2 separate regions of the Mus musculus genome follow, and region 2 is linked to region 1. The links are chromatin loops, found by intact Hi-C in ENCODE. Cell type or tissue: left cerebral cortex. All regions are shown on one strand.

Region 1 (8,000 bases):
TTCCCTCTTCTTTCTCTTGCCACAACCTTCTCTTGACCTTCAGCATCAGTGTTTGAGGCCCTCTGGCCTTCATATCTCGGACTTACACAACTAAACCCACAGGCATTTGAACATGGGTTGAGCCATTCTACCAACTTTCCTTATTCAAAACTTTGCAGATGGATCATTCTGAGATGTCTCAGTCATCAAACTAACCACCCCCAAGAAATTATCTATCTATCTATCTATCTATCTATCTATCTATCTATCTATCTATCTATCTATCTATCTATTTATCTATCTATCTCCCATAGTTATATTTCCATTCTATCACTTTTCTAGATACTTGATTCTGTCTTTCTAAAGAAGGTTGATTAATACATGGGGCAGCAGAGTGTTCTCTTCAATTCTTTTGTGAGACAAATGCCATCTATTTCCTGGAAGAGTCAGATACCTCAGGACATGAAATGATCGCTGCTCCATTCGGCTAGACAACATACCTCTTGAAATTACCTTCTCATTTTTGAACTAATTCTGAGCATTTCAGTTGAAACACAATTAATATAACATGAAATTAACATTTCAATAAAGTATGTATTTCAGTGAATTTTAATATAAATACTAACTGTCCAAATATCACTACTACTTGCAGAAGGTTTCCATCACCTCCAAAGGAAACCCCAACCCCAATAGCGATAACTTTTCATACTTCCATCCCCCACATCTGGCAAGCACTGATTGACTTCTTACCTCTATGAATTGGCCTATGTATACCTCATCTAAATGCATCTATAGTGCACTGCTCTCTTGGTTTAGTTTTCTTCCTTTCTGTTTTCTTTTTGAGGAAACATCTAATGTAGTCTAAGCAGGCCTTGAACATAGAATGTAGCTAGGCTGACCGTGAACTTTGGTGCCTGTGGAAACCAGATGAGGTCATTAAATACTCTGAAACTGAAGTTACAGATGATTGTGAGCTACCATGTGGATGGTGGGAAATGAACCTAGGTCCTCTGAAAGAGCAACAAGTGCTTTTAACTACTGAGCTACCTCCCCAGCCCTATATATTCCTTTACTAGGTTTTTGTGATTCTTTTACTAAAATTACGGGGTAGACATTATATAAATTTCACCAAAAGGCATGCAAGCCAGCACAAGAAGCAAAAATTCAAGGGACTGTCCCTTAAGTTATAGAAGGACTAGGGGACTAGTGACAAGAATGAAAGATTCCGGCTCTCCAACTTCTCTGTGCTTGTGGGAAATTAGAAATTTGCTGTCCCTTCAGTATAGACGTCTCTTAGTCTATTTTCTGTTGTTGAGGCAGGGCTCTTTATGAAGAAAAGAGGCGTGTTCAACTTGGACTCAGAGTGTGCACTCGTTTCTCTTTTGTTGCTGGGGTAAGACACCCTGACAAAAGCATCTTAAGAAAGGGGTTTTATTTGGGTTTACAGTTTCAAGGTATACAGTCCATCCTGGTGACAAGTGCACAAGGTCCACTTCTCACACTGAATCAGCAGCCTGGAAGAGAGAGTGAGCAGGAAGTGATGTCAAAACCTGCCTCCAGTGGCTCACTTGCTCCATCCAGCAAGGCTTCATCTCTCAAAGGTTCTACAAACTTAAAGATTTCACAGAGCACAATGGCAGTTGGCAGTCACCCGCAGTTACACACTGTCTCCCCTATCTCCCACACACTTTGTTCCTGAGGGGGTGGGGATGACACTCTTTGAAGTCTGATAGCCCTGCCCCACATCCTGTTCCCTCTTTCTTCTACTCTGCTGTGGCAGTCTGGCAGTTTGGTGGTGAGTGATGTGTCTGTGAAGGCGAAGCTAGTGTCCCCTCCTTTTCAAATGAAGCAGGCAGCTCTGGTCAGCCTTGGGTTCCAGCTTTCCTGTAAAGTTCTGTAAGACTCAGGGCTTCCTGGTTTTTACCACACTCCAAAAAGGCTGAAGCACGTGTTGTGTTAAATCTTCTTGTTCTTGGATCCTAACTCTCCTGGCTTCTCCCATCCTGGTGTGTCATGTGCCTTGCCCTGTCCCAAAGAAGCCTTTGCAGAGAGAAAAGGAGGTGAGAAGTGTAAAAATACAAAACTTTCTACATCCACCCATACTCAGAGTAATAACGCGGAGAAATGACTTGGAGACTTTTATATTTATTAAAAGCTTCAGGCACTATAGTGGGAAGATTCTGAGCTATTCGAATTTGATAATACTGGCCTGGCCTACTTTCCAGCCATGTGGCCTGTTACCTGTCATCTTGGTCTCGCCTGGTCACTTCCTTCTTTATTTGTGTCCTGATAGAGACTTCCAGGGTTCCCCCTGAAATCCTCTCCTTCTCTCTGGGTCAGAAAGTCTTGCCTATTCCTCTCCTGACTAGCTATAGGGTGAAAGGCATCTCACCATCATTGGTAGGCACTTGCCCTGGAAGCAAGGATATTCTGTGACAATTGAAAATGGCATCACTTGAGCAGTGCATGGTGGCACAAAACTTGAATCTCATAATTCAGGAAGCAGAGGCAGGGATCTTTAAATTCAAGGTGAGTCTGGACTACAGAACAAGTTCACGAACAGCTAGGGCTATGCAGAGAAACTCTGTCTCAAAAAACCAAAAATGAAGAAGGGAGAGGAGGAGGAGAAGTGGAAAGAAAGAAGGGAAGAGAGAGGATGGAAGAAAGGAAGAAAGAAAATGGGGAGAGGGAAGGGCAGGAAGAGAGAAGGGGATGAAAGAAGAGAAAGAGAAGAGAGAAGAGAGAGAGAAGAAAGGAGAGAGAGAGAGAGAGAGAGAGAGAGAGAGAGAGAGAGAGAGAGAGAGAGAGAGAGAGAGAACTACTACAAGATGATGTGAGATGTGTGAGATGGGTGGGGATGATGTAAATAAAAGTTCTTGGCACACACAAAAACGACACTTCCCTATTGTAAAGCATCAAAGGTGACAGGTTCCCTTTCTACTGAAAGGTACATTTATTTTCTAGCCCAATGCAACTTGGGCCTGTTTGTGATCCACAGAAGACCACAGCCACCCTTTCTTCCTGATTATACAGCTCTCTTTGCCATGTAGACACAGGGGGAGCTTGTAATTTGAATTCCTGTCCCCTCTGTTCACCTGACTGTACAGTGCAGAGGACAAGCCCTCTCTTGGTTTGTGGATTTAGCCTTGTTATGGACATAGCACCCGGACATGGGGATAGGGGTGTAATTGTCTCCTCTCCCCTGCCCACAAGGTCAAGATTTTGGGGTACAGTCATCCATATTGGCTTCTGCCCAAAACTGAAGCTTGTATCATCCACCCAGGCAAGGTCTTTTCCATGGAGAGTCCTCCACAGAGTCACTTGGGTTTAGGATGCCAAATGGATCCCTGGCACTTCTGGTTCTCTGTCATGTGGGTGCCACTTGTGCTCCTGGCTTCTGACTGGTTGTGATAGCAGCCCAGGGCTGGCATGCATTCTGGCTGTGCTGTTCCCTCTCAGCACCTCCTTCAATGTGGCAAGCTCCCCTTCCCTCCTTCATTCCACAACTGGTGAGCCTTGGATGTACATACAGCCTCTGGGGCTGAAGGTAGACTCAGAAATGACTAGTCAGATTGTGGAAGTGGGTCAGGCAGGTGGCTGGTAAGGTGTGTTCTGTGCAGAAGTGGCAGATCAGGAGCCTGCCAAGATTTCTCAGTTCCCCTTTCGATTTCACTGCATCAGCAGCTGCAGCCTGTTCCCAGATACATGCTTGATGATTCTAGATGCCAGAATAAAGAAGCAGAGGAAGGGCGCTGTGAGTCAGGTCTGGAGAACAACACCACCTACCCACCCACCCACCCACCACCACCACCACCACCACCACACACAAACACACATCAGAATGACTCCCTCAAATCATTCTGAGAGGCAGTAATGTAGCACATAATGACACACATGAGTGGCGTTGATGCAGGAAGCGCGTGAGTCACACTGGGAGAGCGTGGAAAGGCTTCAGAGAAGGGGTGAATGTAATTTTACCTCGTGAGCAAGAGCCTGGAGCTTTTTTTTTTTTTTTTTGGTTAGAGGAAATGGGTGGGAGGGGCTTTGGTATCACTCACAATCTGCTTCAGCATCCTTCAGGGGCCATGCTCACTTAGCATCCTGAAGTAAAAATAACACATTTTGGCTGAGCAACTCCCAGAGGCCAGACAGCATTTGGGAGCCAGGAAAGGCATGTGGGAGAGTCCCGAAGAAGCCCTACAATTGGGCCAGTCAGTTTTCATGGTTCACCTCCTACCAGTTCTCCCTCCTCTACGTCTATTCCATCTTTGATAGCCCACGCCCTTTCAGCTCCTCGGTGTTCTTGCCCTACATAGAGTTTTCTCTCTGTGCCCTTACTCTTTCATGTTCTCATTTCCCAAAGAACAAAGTCTGGCCTGGTTTGCAAAGTCCCTGAGATTTGGCCTCCAGAGAGCTGAGCATGGTCTAAGCTATCTGCAGCATGTCTTTACCATCTCTTTCTTCCTTCTACCTTTCATTGAAATTCCCTCACCAGACACTTTTTTCCCCAAAAGTCCCCCTGCCATATATGCTCCCTTCCTCTATTTTCTAGAACCTCAATAGTAATCAATAATCCTATTGTATTTTCTTCCTTTTTTCCTAAGGCTATCTAGAATAACTAATATACTTGACACAAAGTACTATTAACGTCCCTTCACATCCTAAACTGGTTGGAGCTTTGGAGGTGATTGTTTCATAGCTTGTTATTACTCTATTTTCTTATGGGTCTACTTTGGGTAGTGACTATTACTGTTGATAGCATTCTACTTGCAAAGAACTATGGTAGGCCTGAACTCCTAACAGAGAGAAATAACATCTCAATTCTTTTTTTTTCCAATTTTTTAAAATCTATTTATTTTTTATTACATATTTTCCTCAATTACATTTCCAATGCTATACCAAAAGTCCCCCATAACCTCCCCCCCCACTTCCCTACCCACTCATTCCCATTTTTTTTGGCCCTGGCGTTCCCCTGTACTGGGGCATATACAGTTTGCAAGTCCAATGGGCCTCTCTTTCCAGTGATGGCCGACTAGGCCATCTTTTGATACATATGCAGCTAGAGACAAGAGCTCCGGGGTACTGGTGAGTTCATAATGTTGTTCCACCTATAGGGTTGCAGATCCCTTTAGCTCCTTGGGTACTTTCTCTAGCTCCTCCATTGGGAGCCCTGTGATCCATCCAATAGCTGACTGTGAGCATCCACTTCTGTGTTTGCTAGGCCCCGGCATAGTCTCACAAGAGACAGCTACATCTGGGTCCTTTCGATAAAATCTTGCTAGTGTATGCAATGGTGTCAGCGTTTGGAAGCTGATTATGGGGTGGATCCCTGGATATGGCAGTCTCTAGATGGTCCATCCTTTCGTCTCAGCTCCAAACTTTGTCTCTTTAACTCCTTCCATGGGTGTTTTGTTCCCAATTCTAAGGAGGGGCATAGTGTCCACACTTCAGTCTTAATTCTTCTTGAGTTTCATGTGTTTAGCAAATTGTATCTTATATCTTGGGTATCCTAGGTTTTGGGCTAATATCCACTTATCAGTGAGTACATATTGTGTGAGTTCCTTTGTGAATGTGTTACCTCTCTCAGGATGATGCCCTCCAGGTCCATCCATTTGGCTAGGAATTTCATAAATTCATTCTTTTTAATAGCTGAGTAGTACTCCATTGTGTAAATGTACCACAGTTTCTGTATCCATTCCTCTGTTGAGGGGCATCTGGGTTCTTTCCAGCTTCTGGCTATTAAAAATAAGGCTGCTATGAACATAGTGGAGCATGTGTCCTTCTTACCTGTTGGGACATCTTCTGGATATATGCCCAGGAGAGGTATTGCTGGATCCTCCGGTAGTATTATGTCCAATTTTCTGAGGAACCGCCAGACTGATTTCCAGAGTGGTTGTACAAGCTTGCAATCCCACCAACAATGGAGGAGTGTTCCTCTTTCTCCACATACTCGCCAACATCTGCTGTCACCTGAATTTTTGATCTTAGCCATTCTGACTGGTTTGAGGTGGAATCTCAGTGTTGTTTTGATTTGCATTTCCCTGATGATTAAGGATGTTGAACATTTTTTCAGGTGCTTCTCTGCCATTAGGTATTCCTCAGGTGAGAATTCTTTGTTCAGTTCTGAGCCCCATTTTTTAATGGGGTTATTTGATTTTCTGAAGTCCACGTTCTTGAGTTCTTTATATATGTTGGATATTAGTCCCCTATCTAATTTAGGATAGGTAAAGATCCTTTCCCAATCTGTTGGTGGTTTTTTTGTCTTATTGACAGTGTCTTTTGCCTTGCAGAAGCTTTGGAGTTTCATTAGGTCCCATTTGTCAATTCTCGATCTTACAGCACAAGCCATTGCTGTTCTATTCAGGAATTTTTCCGCTGTACCCATATCTTCAAGGCTTTTCCCCACTTTCTCCTCTATAAGTTTCAGTGTCTCTGGTTTTATGTGAAGTTCCTTGATCCACTTAGATTTGACCTTAGTACAAGGAGATAGGTATGGATCAATTCGCATTCTTCTACATGATAACAACCAGTTGTGCCAGCACCAATTGTTGAAAATGCTGTCTTTCTTCCACTGGATGGTTTTTGCTCCCTTGTCGAAGATCAAGTGACCATAGGTGTGTGGGTTCATTTCTGGGTCTTCAATTCTATTCCATTGGTCTACTTGTCTGTCACTATACCAGTACCATGCAGTTTTTATCACAATTGCTCTATAGTAAAGCTTTAGGTCAGGCATGGTGATTCCACCAGAGGTTCTTTTATCCTTGAGAAGAGTTTTTGCTATCCTAGGTTTTTTGTTATTCCAGATGAATTTGCAGATTGCTCTTTCTAATTTGTTGAAGAATTGAGTTGGAATTTTGATGGGGATTGCATTGAATCTGTAGATTGCTTTTGGCAAGATAGCCATTTTTACAATGTTGATCCTGCCAATCCATGAGCATGGGAGATCTTTCCATCTTCTGAGATCTTCTTTAATTTCTTTTTTTAGAGACTTGAAGTTTTTATCATACAGATCTTTCACTTCCTTAGTTAGAGTCACGCCAAGATATTTTATACTATTTGTGACTATTGAGAAGGGTGTTGTTTCTCTAATTTCTTTCTCAGCCTGTTTATTCTTTGTGTAGAGAAAGGCCATTGACTTGTTTGAGTTAATTTTATATCCAGCTACTTCACCGAAGCTGTTTATCAGGTTTAGGAGTTCTCTGGTGGAATTTTTAGGGTCACTTATATATACTATCATATCATCTGCAAAAGTGATATTTTGACTTCCTCTTTTCCAATTTGTATCCCCTTGATCTCCTTTTGTTGTCGAATTGCTCTGGCTAGGACTTCAAGTACTATGTTGAAGAGGTAGGGAGTAAGTGGGCAGCCTTGTCTAGTCCCTGATTTTAGTGGGATTGCTTCCAGCTTCTCACCATTTACTTTGATGTTGGCTACTGGTTTGCTGTAGATTGCTTTTATCATGGTTAGGTATGGGCCTTGAATTCCTGATCTTTCCAAGACTTTTATCATGAATGGGTGTTGGATCTTGTCAAATGCTTTTTCTGCATCTAAGGAGATGATCATGTGGTTTTTGTCTTTGAGTTTGTTTATATAATGGATTACATTGATGGATTTTCGTATATTAAACCATCCCTGCATCCCTGGAATAAAACCTACTTGGTCAGGATGGATGATTGCTTTAATGTGTTCTTGGATTCAGTTAGCGAGAATTTTATTGAGTATTTTTGCATCGATATTCATAAGAGAAATTGTTCTGAAGTTCTCTATCTTTGTTGGATCTTTCTGCGGTTTAGGTATCAGAGTAATTGTGGCTTCATAAAATGAGTTGGGTAGAGTACCTTCTACTTCTATTTTGTGAAATAGTTTGTGCAGAACTGGAATTAGATCTTCTTTGAAGGTCTGATAGAACTCTGCACTAAACCTGTCTGGTCCTGGGCTTTTTTTTTTTTTTTTTTTTTTTTGGCTGGGAGACTATTAATAACTGCTTCTATTTCTTTAGGGGATATGGGACTGTTTAGATG
Region 2 (8,000 bases), 110 kb after region 1:
ATGAGATCTTGCCTCCAAATAAATAAGTAAGTTAGTAAGTAAGTAAGTAAATAAATAAATAAATAAATAAATTTAAATAACATTTTAAATGGAAATAAACTCCTTAATACACTAAAAATAACTTAAAGAAATGGTTAGCATTATCCATACAATAAAATTTGGGAAGAAGCTGTGCAAGATGCAAAGCACATGTTGAGTGAAGGTGCTCTGGAGAGGGACTCTGTGCCTATGGTTGTGTCAGTTAAATGCATACCGAGCACATCACATTTCACAAGGGAAGCCTCTGTGCCTGGGGAACTGACAATATACCCACAGCATGTTCGGACACAGGGTCCTCAACAGCAAAGCCCTCTGAAACTTAGTGACACAAAGCTCCAGGTTCTGCAGGTAGAACTGGGGTGAGCCAACTGGGACAGTTGATTTCTGCTCCATGGCATCTAGAGACATGAAGGGATTTTTTTTTTTATATATCAAAATGGCTTTCATGTCACTGATCACCCACCAGGCATCATTCCAGCAGCCCCCTCCCCCACCCAAGCTCTCTGTCTGTGGACAACTGTGGGGTATTCCAAGAGTCCATGAATTGAATCCACAGCTTCTCCTTTTCTTTGATTCCAATATTTACTCGGGCTTACTGCTAATCTTAAACTGTAGAGCCCAGGCTGGCCACACAGCTGTTGACTATTAGAGGACCACTTTCCCAGTGGGGGGCACCTTTACCAACAACTATCGCTGATGAGGAGTTTGGCTTTCCACACCTCAGTCTGTTCCCCAATGGAAGAGTGCCCGCCCTATCTCTGAGTGGGCAGGTCTGAGTGTGAGCATTCTTCATTAGACGCAAGAGTCTCTCTATGGGAAGACTAGATGGATATTAAACATTGGCTTTCGGACACATCCACAAGATACTTTCCCTTGCTATATACTTTTATTAGCTTCTAAGGGAATTTTTAGGACACTTCTATGGGTTTTACAACTGCTTGTGTAAGTTCCTATGTGTACTCAATGGAGATCCTGGCAGTGACAAGATTGTTTAAATATACTGGCTCATGTTAGATGACTTTTCTGACCATCTGTCTGGTGTATGAGCAGAGAGAATGATACACTTGATTCTACAATTCTCAAATTAGTCTCTTACAAGAATGTAGCCAGACACCCAGTATCAAGCTCTGCCCATTCTGAGTGAGGAACTAAGACAGGTCATTGACTGTAATGAGAAATACATGGGGAACAGAAGTGGGAGATGACAGTGGAGGAGGAATGGGGCAGAGGATTGATGTGTCAAGAGACCTGGGTAGAGGTTGGAAGTAATACCTTCCCCATCCTCTCTGACAGGCAGTGAGCAGAGTACTGCTGTGGCTGACTAGGTTATTCATTACCCAGACTCCTGAGTGTTCATCTGATTGAAATGCCCACCAGGACACTTATCATGGAGACCTGATGGTTTCTAACCTCCCTGTCACCATACTAGTTACATTCTGACATGACCTCAATTCTTGACAGAAACAACATAAAAGAGGAGAGATTTATTTGGGCTCATGGTATTAGAAGGTTTCAGACCATTATGGCAAGGAAGACATGGTGGAACATTGTGTTCATGGTAGCAGGAGAGTGTGGGAGCCCTTGTTCACATCATAGGAGACTATGATGCCGATAGGAACTAGGACAGTACAACCTTCAAAGGCTCTGCTCTATTCTTGACAGTAGAACCCTATCTTCTAGGGTTTCCACAGTTCTGAAAATAGTGCCAACATCTTGAAAGCAGCCCTTTATAAATGAGCTCCTGGAGACATTTCAAATTCAAACCCTAATAATCATTTAGTATCTGAGCTAAAGGTCAAGTAAAAACTCACTCGTCTGATAACTAAGGTAAGGTGTATTGATTTGGCTACCAGTGTCTGGGTACTTTCTGGGACAGTGGGTAGGAGTTCAATATTTCCACAGTGCCCAATGGTAAAATGGACTAATAAGGTCTATCTCATCTATTTGCACTGCTGGGATTCTAAGATTTATGCACTGATGTGCCCAGAGACATGAACAGGAGTCATAGTCACACTAAGAGCATTCCAAGATGGTTCCTTTCATTCTGATGAGATCCAGTGTGTTCATAATGGTATGGCTGTAGACAGGGTAGCTTGCTTCCCTTCAGAGTACTGGACCCTGGCACCATTTTTGATATTTTTTGATGGAATTCATATGTGCCATCTCACTTGATCTTTATAGAGAAAATACCATTACACACAAGGAAACTGAGGCTAGAGAATATGTGAGGCATATACACACTCCAATTTTATTTTGCTTTTTTTCCCTCATAATAGAGGTGGGACCTGGGTCTTGTATTCTAGAGAAAGACTCTACTACTGATCTATACCCCAGTATCTTGTAGCTCTGGTTGACCTCAAAATTGGTAACTCTTTTGTCTCTGCAGGCCGAGTCCTGGTGATCATCACATGTGTCACCATACCATGCTTTAGATTACCATGCACTTGGTAGCACCCCTCCTTCAGTGCTGCAAACTCGGGTTTGATGACTCCAAATTCCCTTTTGTATCAAAGCTGACCCAGACTTGGGAGAACAGCTATGTGTGCATGTTTGCCTGTGTGGCATACCTTTGTTCTCATGTAGCCCTCTTCGATCTTCCAGTGAACTTTCTTCTGTGCACTTTTCTGTCTAGCTGAGGATGAAGCGGGGTTAGTATTGACCAATTCTGCCATCCAGAGAATGATGCTAAGCTTGGGTTGAACTAGTTCCCTCCGCTCTGTGGAGCTCATCCTGTTACCTCAAATATGAGAGAGCAATGTTAAGTGATGTTGAAATCACTCCACCAGGTAGCTAGAGAACCATGCGGGGAGCTGAGCAACACCACAGTGACTGAGGCTGGGTTGTGGCTTCATCGCAGAAAACATGAAATCAAGACTCTAATGAGGATCCCAGCTGTTGCTTTCTGAGTAAAATTTGGAAGAACAAAGTATTGAAGGAAGATTTGCCCTCTGAACTGCCCAAAAGAATAGTATTAAAAGCTAATATAACCAGAGGTAGACCCAGATTGGCTCTGTATAGAGACATGGTTCATCAGCATCTTCAGATAGCTTGGCTGAGCAGCTGCAAGGTCTCCCTTCAAGCCTGTGGTCTCCAAGAACTGTGTTTGATTGCCTCCATCAGATTCTACCACCCATAGCTTGGATCAGATCACTGTCTGCAGGTAGCTCAGCAGTGACTACAAAACGAAAAAGGTGCAGTGCCCTAGCAGCAGCCACCCACACTGTGGGCATACAACCCAGTAGGAACCTGGGATGGTCTGTCACTGAGACACAAAGCCCACAAGGGCTGTGAGGATGATGGAAATGAGGAAGCTATTTCCAGACTCCCAGTGGAAGTCCCTTACACAAAAGGAGACACAGATGGAGGAGACAGTTGTAGCAGATGGTGTCCTTCCAGGAGGGAGTAAGAAACAATCTGATGTCAGGGAGGAACGGGGGCTGGGCACCTTGTGATGACTCTGTGTCCTATTCTAGGCCACCTAGCAGGGAGCTGGAGAAGGAACTTACCTTGGAGAACTTGTAATTATCTGAGCTGCTGAAGACATGGTCATTTCTAAACATAGTAGAAAAAAAATCCTGCCTAGCCGCTGACTAGTTGCTGCTGAGAGTAGAGTCTGGGAGCTTCTCTCTGTCCTTACCAATTTTATCATAGCTAATTAGTACCCTGGAGGAGGTAAAGAAAGAAATGGAGCACTGAGCCTGGGTGCAGGAGTTGGAAGGCAGTTGGTCATACTGCTGTACAGACAGCAGGACCCAGGAAAGGGAATCATTAGGAACATACTCAGAACCACCATGGGCTGTTATGCAGGATGTTTACTGAATAATATTGGAGGCTCCACTTACTTCATAGTCTCTTTTTAAGAGGTGTGCTGTGGAAAATAAGGGAAATGATATATCAAACTTGGGATAAGAAGCTATATGCAGCTCTGTACATAAAGGTCGAGAGAGGATATTGGTTCTGTATTCCACAGGTAACTGACAGTGTATCACCTTGATCCTGCCATCTTGATGCCTTATTCAGGGTTATTTGAATACAGAGCTATGACACCAAGCACTGTTATAACTGGGAGTTAGGTAATTTGGGTGGGGTATGGCTCCCACCATTGTTCCCTTCAGTTCTTCATATCACAATGTCTAAGTCAAAATTCTACTACTGGGAAGAGACACCATGACCATGGCAACTCTTATAAAGGAAAACATTTAATTAGGGCTACCTTACAGTTAAGAGGTTTAGTGGATTCTCATCATGACAAGAAGCATGATGGAAGGTAGGCAAATATGCTGCTGGAGAGGTAGCTGAAAGTTCTGAGCTAAGATGCCAGATTGGCAGGCATTAGAAAGAGAGAATGACACACTGGGACTGGCTTGAGTTTCTGAAACTTCAAAGCTTCCATGTCCCCACATCCTCCCTTCACCCAGTGACACACTTCCTCCAATAAAGCCACACTTACTCTAACAAGACCACAGATCCTAATAGTGCCACTCCCTGTGGACCTATGAAGGCCATTTTCATTCAAACTATAACACGAGATAAATGAAGACCATTTTGCTCTAAGACCAACAAGAACACCTGGTTTACTCAACACCATCCTGAATGACAGAGGCACCCCTAGTACAACATTGGTCTGTAGACCTACCTGAGGTGGCAGCCGGCATGGACTCCTGCTCTGGTTGAACTCAGAAGGTTGTGAGTGGCCCATGGAAGATGGGGGTGACATCTCTGAGAACTGTTGGGGAACAAGCAGCTGTGGTTATTCAAGCTTCCAGCTCCAACAAAGTTGCTATCTAGCTTTCCACCCTGCAGACCAGAACTAGTTCAAGAACTTGTGAGTACAACTTGGGGAGGAGAGATTCTGTGACTGCTATGTGGGTCCACAGTGCTCATTTGTGCACATTGTGGGGAACCCCAATGCCAAAAGATGTTTAAGTTTGAGGCATGCAGCAGGGCAGACAGACCCATTTAACTGAAGAGATGGGAGGTGAATCACAAAAATCTCAATCCTGCCTCCAAATGTCCCACTCTCATCCCAGGGATCAAGGCCTAGTGTCAGTGCTGTGTAGCCATTTCCTCCAGAATAATACACTCCCTCCTGGAGGGAGGCTCCTTGGGAAGTATACTCAACTTACAAGTCTCAGGAGGCTCCTGAAATTTATGAGATTTACAGGTCCCTCCCAAAGTTATACGAGTAGTAATGAGTGCTGCAGAGAGAAGACTTTTCAGCCAGTTGAGCTATCTGAAAGTCCTTCAATAAACACAGGGATGCATCTTTTGTGAATTGTCATTCTTGCTGGGATGGGCTTTTTGGTGACATGGCTGCCTTTGAGTCCTACATGCGCCTGTAGGTAATCGTTAACACATACTCCTGTAAGCAACCCCAGTAAAGTCATTGGCTCATCAGGTTAAATTGTCATGGCTGCCTATCTAGGGTGAATAGACTTTTGTTTTCATCTCCCTATGAATACTCAGACAACATAATCGGTGCCTGGACAAGGACCCATAGAGCAAAAATTAATTGGAAAGGAGTGGTGGATGCTGTCATTTATAATTGAGAACTTTTAATGTCAGAGTGCTAGGTATGGTAGCACACACCTTTAATCCCAGTACTCAGAAGGATGATGCAGGCAGAACTCTGTGAGTTCGCAGCCAGACTTGTTTATATATAACTATGTATAGTTAGTTCAGGCTGGTCAGCACTACATAGTGAGGCCCTGTCTCAAAAAACAAACAAACAAGACAAAACAAAACAAACCAACCAAATAAAAAAAGAAACATTAGGCTACCCAAATTACTGACTTCTCAACTATATAACTTGACTGGCAGTTGACCAGGGTTGGCTTGGCTTCAACTTTGCATTGCTGTCTCAGATGAATGGTTCCTCTAACCAGAAGCACAATCCCTGCCAGGGCTTTGGAGCATTTTGTTCAGCATATGTCACCTGTTGGTTTGATAAATGCTTTTCATGGTGTCTTAATAAGAGGTGCCACTAGAATATCTGTCACAATGGTGTTGATGGGATTAGTAAAATAGAAGCCTAGCTGAAACTATTGCTATAACCACCCCTGTCATATAGTTAGTTCCTCAATTGATGGATTCAAATGCTGTTATAAATTTGTACCCTTCAAACTATGGGTTAAAAAATATATCATTCTAATTCTTCCTTCTAGACACACCAGGCTCGATGAGCATTAGTAATTTACCTACTGTCAGCCCAGTAACAGGACAGAACAGAGCTGTGATCAGACCAACTTGTACTTTAATTACAGACAATAGTTCCTTCTGGCCTCTGTCCAAAGTTTAGAAGAGCGAAGAGGGTCAAATGGTATGTTTCTTACAACCTTCCTATTAGATGTGGGGAAAGGGAACATTTTTCATTTGTCTTCCTGTCATGGCTCTCATGCTTCTCCCTGCAGTGCATCTTGTTTTGAATTTTCATTAAGTATCTACAATTCACTAGATGCCCTTCTGCAGTCTGCTGTCTACTGTGTGGCTGCACTAGATTTGATTGGATCATTCCTCATTTGGGTACTTGGTAGGTTTTAGTGTATATTAAGAAGGATTCTGTGTAGCTGATTGTCAACCTTCCCTCAGTCTTCTCTCTCATCAAGTCATTAAGTTGGTCTTCCATTGCTCAAGCCAACACTGGCTACATGTCTCAGCCATTACACAAAAGTGGACAGGCTAAACCACTTCATAAAAACCAGGTGGTTCAGAAACTACCATCACTACACAAAAACACTTGACTGTGTAAGTTATAAAGAAGAAAGGTTTATTTTGACACATCTTTATGGAAGTTTGGAAGGTCTAATTTTGAGGGCTTTGCTCTACTTCAAACCACAGTGAAAGAGAAAGTGCAAAGGCATCACAGGAAAGAACCTAGGCTGAAAGGCTCAAACTTATTCCTGGGGGCTCGGCCTCCAAGTTGAACATTGCCGGTAAGGCTTCCTCCCAACACTGTCACATTGAGAAATGAAGATTCTGTTGAAAGGGCTTTTAGGAAAACACCTTAACCTTCATACCATAAGCACTCAGACACACTCATGCTTACATACCAGGGCTAGTCCACTTGTCATCTGAAGGAGCCAGGCTAACCTCCCAATGATGGAGAATAAGTTGGTCCTATGGCTTCTATCACCCCACCTCTATCACCAGACTTGGAAAGAGGACATCCTAGACCATCTACCTACCAGCCTATCAGACATCAGAAACAGTAAACTCAAAAGGACTCGCCAGAGAGCTAAGCTGACATGTAGGAGGAATTACAAGGAAAAAGTTAGAGAAATGAGAGGCAGAGGTGTGGAATGTGGTAGAGGAAGAGAGGGAGTTGGGAAGGAAAAGAGGAATTAAAGGAGACCAGAAGCTCAGGCCACGGAGTCACATAGCAGAGTTGAGATGGAGACTCAAGGGTATAGCATCTATGAACTTGACAATACACCATATTGGAACATAATTCATTTGTGTATTATGTGACACTAAAATGTCACTCACAGAAATAAACTCCCCACTTAACAGCAAGACAGAGTCGTTTTTTTCTTTTTCCACCAACATGACGGCACTGACATCTGCTCTGCTTACACAATGTGATCATCACTGGCGTCTACTCTGTTATCATGTGCTTGTTGTTCATGGTCAGCTTTGGGGTTTTGTTGTTTGTGTACTTGGCCTATTTTACACATGGGATCTCTCTGTTCTTATTAGTCACAAGGCTGTGTACATCAGTTTCAGACACCACTGTAGTTTGCCTTTTAGTTATTTTTAGAGGGCTTTAAATATTCAACTGAAGTATAATAAAATGCAGCCATTCAAAGCATAAAGTTCCTTAAGTTTTGACAAATCTGTTTGCCTATGCCCACACCAACACAACCTACATTCAGCATTTGTCACTCAGACAGTTCCTCCTTGCCCCTGTTTAGTCATTTTCTACCCAGCTTTTAGCTAGCCCAGGAAACCACCCATCTGCCTAT

The links. Peaks named below come from ENCODE experiments on the same cell type or tissue, not always from the same donor. Only the 100,000 strongest peaks of a DNase experiment are listed, where the experiment ranks them.
Region 2: it touches region 1 in a loop (12-fold over the local background); 2 of 42 quality-filtered maps call a loop at or near these places.

What each region holds. Positions count from the first base shown.
Region 1 is chr13:35,127,966-35,135,965 of GRCm38, forward strand. No RefSeq gene overlaps it. Among named protein-coding and RNA genes, the nearest start is that of 4930529N20Rik, 36 kb to the right of the region's middle. In left cerebral cortex, no CTCF peak of the experiment used is centred here; DNase peaks (open chromatin) are centred at 1,693, 3,503, 3,947 and 4,122; H3K27ac peaks cover 786 bases.
Region 2 is chr13:35,238,250-35,246,249 of GRCm38, forward strand. No RefSeq gene overlaps it. Among named protein-coding and RNA genes, the nearest start is that of 1700019C18Rik, 30 kb to the left of the region's middle. In left cerebral cortex, no CTCF peak of the experiment used is centred here; DNase peaks (open chromatin) are centred at 1,112, 3,405, 7,326, 7,663 and 1 more place; H3K27ac peaks cover 1,138 bases.